Linked DNA regions of Mus musculus: region 2 is linked to region 1. Evidence: chromatin contacts called from ENCODE Hi-C or POLR2A ChIA-PET data. All regions are on one chromosome and are shown on one strand. The core of a region is the stretch at or near the end of the contact, and the rest is flanking DNA. Distances in the headings are between cores, read along the strand shown. Region 1 overlaps Hk1 (hexokinase 1). Region 2 holds the start of Hk1 (hexokinase 1).

What was found. Hi-C counts contacts between places; a loop is a spot of excess contacts on that map. ChIA-PET counts read pairs that join two places held with the same protein, here RNA polymerase II (POLR2A).
Region 2: a loop to region 1 is called in a map of left cerebral cortex, with 5 times the contacts of the local background. The contact joins the promoter of Hk1 here to the enhancer-like site in region 1. A Hi-C loop is called at or near these places in 7 of 37 maps with a recorded cell type or tissue (Patski, heart and left cerebral cortex). POLR2A ChIA-PET finds 5 or more read pairs at or near these places in 4 of 5 experiments (Patski and embryonic stem cell).

What each region holds. Positions count from the first base shown.
Region 1 is chr10:62,298,804-62,302,249 of GRCm38, forward strand. It overlaps Hk1 (hexokinase 1), which reads right to left. Exons shown (of 18, transcript NM_001146100.1): 4 at 347-466. Among named protein-coding and RNA genes, the nearest start is that of Hk1os, 40 kb to the right of the region's middle. Within about 2 kb of position 1,826, at least 2 of the 3 ENCODE cell types and tissues checked have a DNase peak (open chromatin) inside an H3K27ac peak, as active enhancers do; they include left cerebral cortex, where a contact is called at or near this core.
Region 2 is chr10:62,338,927-62,342,372 of GRCm38, forward strand. Hk1 (hexokinase 1) reads right to left here and starts at 1,495. Exons shown (of 18, transcript NM_001146100.1): 1 at 1,087-1,495. The coding sequence starts at 1,149. Hk1os (hexokinase 1, opposite strand) reads left to right here and starts at 1,308. Exons shown (of 3, transcript NR_168630.1): 1 at 1,308-1,486.

The DNA.
Region 1 (3,446 bases), core at 576-3,075:
AATAGCAAAGGGATAGGCTGGGGATACAGCTCAGCCAGCAGAGTGCTTGTCCAGTGTGCACATCTATAATCCCAGTGCTGTGAAGGTAAAGGGAGGAGGGGCATTGAGTTCAAAGTCATCCTAGGCTACCACCCAGAGGGTATCCTGGGCTACAATCAGACCCTGTCTCAGAAGAGGTCAGGAGGTGGGGGTGACAGAAGAATGGAAGGGGAAGAAGAAACGTGGCACCGCAACCTCAGGATCACTTTGACAAACTATCCCAAAACTAGGAGGCAGGGGGTCACCCGTGAGCAAGGAAAAACGGGAGCGCGTCTTCCGAAGCCAACCCTCCCCGAGGCCTCCATACCTCGTCTATTTTGGATTGTCGGCACGGGAAGGAAAACGTGAATCCCACGGGTAATTTCTTGTCCTTGATCTTCCTTTTCTCCATGAAGTCTCCGAGGCATTCAGCGACGTGATCAAAAAGCTAGAAGGTACAGAGGAAGGAGGGACGTCAGGTTGGGGTTGGAGGAGGGTGCCCTCGCTTTGGGTCATGCTGTGCACGTGTAGCAGCTAGTCCACGCTCTCACGGGACACCTCCAGCCCTCCAAAGGAACGGAACCCTCAGATGTCACGGCACCGGTCAGGCAGGCATGGAGGGAAACTCAGAAACTAAGAGAGTTGGCAGAGAGTCTTCCATGACACCTTGGCCGTCTCTCAGCTATCCAGGAGGAGTGACCCGGCCATTCCCAGGCCATGAACCAGGAAATCCTAGGAAATCCTCGGGCAGCTCCATGGCTGGACCACCATTGTGCTTTGCTTTACTTACTGAAGGAAAGATGAACACCCCCTAAAAATTCACAGATCCGAGGTGTAGAGGTCACATCGTTCTGCACCTGTCAATACCCACATCACAAAGTACAAGCGGGGCTCCAGGCTCATGATACGGCACCCGTCTAACTACAACACCCTTGTCTGGTCCCCCAGGAACAAACCCCAAAAGAAGTGTAACACTATCAAAACCCACGTGGCAGTCTAGACATGAGATGAGGCTAGACACATCGGCTCATGGCTAGAATTCCCTGCACTTGGGAGTCTGAGGCAGATGGATTGCCCTGAGCTCAAGGCCAAGCTGGGCTACAGAGTGAAAACCCCTGTCTTAGATAACAGCAAGAAAATCCCAGATGGAGTCATGGATCTGGGGTCAGTCCTGGCACCGTGATTTCGAACACTCGTGGGAATAAGTGGAAATGGAGCTGGCTGTGCTCTCTGCTGTCTGTTATGAGTCATCACCCCCGTGTCTTTAAGGACAGTCTTTGTTCAACACTGTACTACTGCATGAATATGCCATGCTATGAATATCCCACGGTGTACTTCCGGCATTGCGAGCTTGCTGGCTCTGACTCGTGAGGTATACACACACTGCAAGAATCCACTGGAAAGAACACAGAAGCCAGGCTCCCTGGATTCTGCATGTACACTGAGGACAGTCTCGTGCCTTCTAAAACACAGACAGAGGAGGACGGTGCCAAAGTGCCAAGCCATAGTCACGTTGAGCCAGCTTTGGAGGGGACCTGACTCACTGCTGGGGTTGGGGGGTGGGGTGGGGGACACCAGTCTATTCCCACTTGGGCACCTCGGGCCTGAGTCACAATTACTCAGGCTACGCTGCAGCAGTATCTCTGACTGAAGGGACACGTGACCGCCGTCCCTGGAGAAACCAGGCTAAGCTTCCTGTGACCTACTTGAGACTGATACAAATCCATTGCTAAGTCAGTCCCTGAGCCTTCTATGCCATCTGCAGCTCGGGCTCTGGGCACTCCTGCTGTAAGTGAGCAGAAGGAAGGGAAAGCGGCCCCACAGGAAGGGCAGGGTGTGGCGCCTGAAATGGCTGGCTGCAGCAATCGGGCCATGCCAGGAACCCATAGCCAGCACCTGAAACTGAGCCAAACGCATCTCCCCGCGGCTGAGCAGGCCCTGGGGAGTACTTATATACACACCTACAGTCTTAGTGCTCGAGAGGCTGAGGGAGGAGGTTCCAAAGTTCCAGACTAGCCTGAGCTACAGTGAGTTCCAGGCCAGCCTGGGCATCTTAGAGAGGCCCTGTCTTCTAAAATAAGACGTAAGAAATGAGCTTGGTTTGTAGCTCAGTGATGGAGTGCTTGTCTAACATCCTCAATGCCTGGGATTCAATACCCAGTACCACTGAATGAATGAATGAATGAATGAATGACTCCTCATCACCTTTGGGACAACATAAGCTAGAATGGACACAGAAGCTAGATGTAATGACCCACACATATAATCTCACACTCTGAAGGCAAGAGCAGGATAATGCGGTTGAGGCCAGAAAGGACTATAGAGCAAGTTCCAGGCCAGCCTGAGCTAAAATAAATAAATCAGTAACAAAGGAAACACTTTAGGACTGAATGAGATGACTGAGCGGCTTAAGTGCTTCCCACCGAGCCTGACAGCCTCGAGTCCAACGCTTGGGACCCACACAGTGGAAGGGAAGACCCAACTCTCACAAGTTGGTTGTCCTCTGACCTCCACATTTGCACGCTGTGGCATGTGTGCACCTACACACACACACACACACACACACACACACACACAAGAAAAATCAAAATTTTTAAGGGAAGATGGCTAAGTTGGTAAAGTGCCTTCCATGCAAGCGTGAGGGCCTGAGTTCAGATCCTGAAACACACGCACAGCCAGCTGAGGTAGCAGACTGCAGCCCTGGTGCTGGGGAGGAAGAGAAGAGACAGGGGCAGCTCACTGGCCAGCCATCCAGTGAACTTTGGGTTCAATGATAGATCTATCTCAGACAAATAACGTAGAGAGTATTGGAGGAAGATTACCTGACATCAACCTCTGACCTCTTCACTGTGCTCTCGCGCATGCGTGTGTATGAGCACCCAGATAACTTGTACAATACACATATACTATACACATAAGAACCCCCCCAAAAAAAACCCAAACTTTAAGTAGTATTTAAAATCTTCAAACCTAAGTGAGGTGTGTGTGTGTGTGTGTGTGTGTGTGTGTGTGTGTGATGTACATAAGGTGGACATGCACATGTGTATCAGTGCTTATAAACAAGGCCAGAGGAAAATATCAAGTGTTCCCCTCTATCGCTCTCTGCTTTACTACCCAGAGACAAGGCTTCTCACCGAATCTGGAGCTGGCTGGTGACCAGCAAGCTCAGGTCATCCCCCTGTCTCCGTTATCTGACAGTATTGGGGTTACAGCCATTTGGGCAGCCACAGCCAGCTAGCTTTTTATGTGAGTGCAAGGATTTGAACTCTGGTCGCCATGTTTGTGCCCATTTCTTGCTGAGCTGTCTCCCTGGTCACTCAATCCCTGTTTTAACAGTGTTGCATGCAGCTTCTGAAACCATAAAGCTTAGAATTGTAGGAGACGCCTGAGATACCATGTGGTGGAGAGGGGAGAGAGAGAGAGGCTGA
Region 2 (3,446 bases), core at 245-2,744, 40 kb after region 1:
GAAGGTGCAGGATGAGAAGTCTCAGGCCAGGAAAGGACAGAGCCTAGTCACTGCCGCCTCTCACCTGTAGATAGTACCTCTTGTCCCAGTGTCTGTCAGGGTGATGATGCTATTAACCTATCCTAGGGTAGGTAAGGCATACCCATAGCACAAATAAAAATGTCCTAGGTGTTTTCCTAACCAACTTAGTCTATCTCAGGAAAAAAACATCCCGTCTTACTGATGGTGGCAGAAAAGTGAGGTACATCTTTAAGACCCACCAGCAGACGGCACTTTATACTAGATGAACATCACCCCTAGGACCCAGCGTCCATGTGCAAGAACTCACAAGTCACAAGGAACGAATGCCAACCCCTCCGAGCTCTTCAAGTGACTAAAGTGTCTTATTTGAGCTCCTAGGCTGAGACTGCCTGGAAATTACAGGTTTAGAGGAAGAAAAAATTCCATTCAGACGTGCGGTTCTCGACCTGAGGCCTATGAGCAAAGTTTCCGGTGGCCTCTGCTCCCCTCCCCTCACCGGAAAGCCAGGCGGGTCACCCCGTCCTCAGAGTAAGGAGCAGCTGCAACAGCTGGGGGAGCCCAGTGACAGTTTCAGGAGGGCATCGTATTCTCCAAATGGGAACCCCAAATATGGGATGCCTGGCTTCCAGCCAGCACCCCCGCCAGCTGCTCACTCACCTCCCCAGCCTATCTCGGCGATCACACCTTCCCCGCCCACGGCGCGCGTGGACCTTTCAAAACAGGCCTATAGACAGGCCAGCTGGTCCCCACCTAGACAGGTCTCAGCCCGGCACTGCGTGCGGGTACCCATCTGACATCCATGGTCCTTTTCAAGGACACTGCAGTATGCAATCCAGCCGTGGGAGGAAGGGGGGGGGTCTTCAGCCGGCCGCCCAGCTCCTCAAACCACAAGCACGCCCGCATGCCCACAATGCCCGGGTGAATCCCAGCATGAGGCCTGTCGCCTGCACCCTGTAGTCCAACTAGATGCTGTCTAGCCGGGAGAGGCCGGGGGGAGGATGCAGGCGGTGGCGAGCGGATGCGGGAATGCAAGGCTGTGGCCAGGGCGGCGCCGGCGGGGCTCACCTTTTTGACTTGGTCATCCTTCAGCTCGGTGAAGTAATATGCCAGTAGTTGCGCGGCGATCATGTTGACGGTGGGGGATGCGGAGAAGCAGGTGTGGGGCCAGTGGCTCCTCAGTAGCCCTGGTGAGCAGTGGTCCTCCAGCGGCGGATCCGCGACTCCACCTCCTCCTCCCTTGGCTCCTCCCCCTCAGTCCCTGGGCGGGGCGTCTGCCTGCTCTCTCCAGACCTCCGAGCTCCCGTCCCCGGGAGGGTGACAACCGCCAGCCGGCCCACCTCCTCAGTCCCCATTGGCTACAAGGCGCCACTGCCGCGCTATGGCTGGGGCTTCCCAGCCAGAGCAGGAGAATGACGGCCGCTCCCTCCCGCGCCGGAAAGGAGGCATCACCCTGCACGTTCCCCACGTAAGGAGCGCGCGGTCACGCGTGGTGGCACAGTGCCAAGCCAGAGTGGGTGGGGTGTGGGACACGATCTGGAGGGGACCAGAGGACAGATCCAGGACACCACAAACTGGAGAACGCGAACGGAGCCACACCCCTTCCTCGGAGATTAGGGCTCGTCCCCCACCCCTCCCATCCTCCCTGTTGGGGAAGCACACAAGTGGGCGTGGAAAGAGAGCGGAAGCCGAAACTAGGCGGCTTCACAGATCTTGCACTGGGTCCCTGTGCCTGCCTGCCATCGAGGATCCAAAATCTAAGGATGATGCTCGGAGTCCCACCACAGCCTGTCAGAGTTCACATAGCGAAACCCAAAGCGCCTGCCCCTGTGACATCATGTAAGAGCTCATGGTCCCCGAGTGGGAATTTTGGCCTATTCCCAGCCTGTCCCGATCCTCCCACCCTTCTCTAGCTCTTGGGCATCCGGGTTCTGGGAGGTTGGGGGTACTGTTCAGGACTCAGGTTGAGGGGAAATCGTATTTGTACCTTATGACAAGTAAGAACTCTGACATACAGAAGTGGCTCTGATTCTACAGGTGAGGAGTCTGAGGCAATGCGTTACAGTTGCTGCTCAGGAGTCGGGCAGGGTTTTCTTAGCTTCAGTGCTGGTGACCTGGCCGTTGTATGCAGTGTCTCTTACTTAAGCTTCCCTTGCAGGCCATGTTCCCATGACCAGGGCTGCAGCATCTGTCCTGAGGGAACTATAGAGGCTAACTTCTAGCCCACACCTGGGGGGCTAGGAGCCCATGCCTGGAACACCCCTCAAGTACCCCAGGACCCTTCCAGCCACCACTGCCCACTGAGAAAGAGGTGGTAGACCTGATACCTCTATCCAGGACACATCCCCACCCTGCCCAATGGCAGGTGCAGATGTGTCCTCAGTCACTTCTTTACCCCTAAGATGGAGCTGTAACTACTGATGTCTACACCCCATGATTTTTGTGAAAGAGCATAAACACTTGTGTCTAACAAATTAAGTGGGAAGTACTCTCATAGAATGAACTTGGGAGCCTACAGGTTAAAGTTTGGGGGGGGGGGCGCAACCTGTATATCGCCATTTCCAGGCCCAGGGAGGGCCTAACTGTTGTATTTAAATTATTTTCCTAATAGGATCTCCCCTCAAAAAGATTAGCATTTGAGGCCCACATAAATCTCAAACTAACACACACACACACACATATGCACAGGCGAACGCTACCAACATGGCCACCAGTGTCAGGACAAAATGGTTCTTCTAAGCTGCATTCGACTCTGCAAATGTAGTTCTGCCAGCCAGCTCTCAAGGCTGGGACATCTTTGAGGATGGAGGGTTGTTTTGTTTTCTCAGAGCTCTGTAGGTTGAATGGGCCATCTCTCTGCTCCCCGTGTTAGACTCACGGCCCCCTCACTCAGCCTTCAGCTATCACTATAATCTGTCCCCATACAACCCTTACCCAACAAACCAGAATTGGGAAAAAGCTGGCCAAACTTATAGGCAGGTAGGCACCTCTGCTATCCCTTCCCCCAACCCCTGTACCAAGGTGACTCAGTACACACACACACACACACACAGAGGCACTAAGGCTTAGCATTATTTCCTAATTCACATCTCTAAGTCAGACTCACTGCCGCTCCCAATACCATTACCACCCCAGTTTTTCGCCTGTCTAGCTAGAAATATTACAAGAACATTTAAGGTGGCTTTCTGGTTGTTGGCTACCAGCCATCCAAGCCATTCTGAGCTGCAGGCCACGGCACTCTCCCTGAAAAGCAACCTTAATTGTGTTATGTCCCTGCCTGCAGTCCCTTCTGGGCCCTGATGGAGCCGATTTAAACATGTTGGCCCTGTAGCTGACCCTACTCTTTGAGTGTATCTCTTCCCTGGCCCCTGGTCACAACAGGGCTATTTCCCTCTCTCCTCAGACTGCACAGGTCCATTCCACTGTGG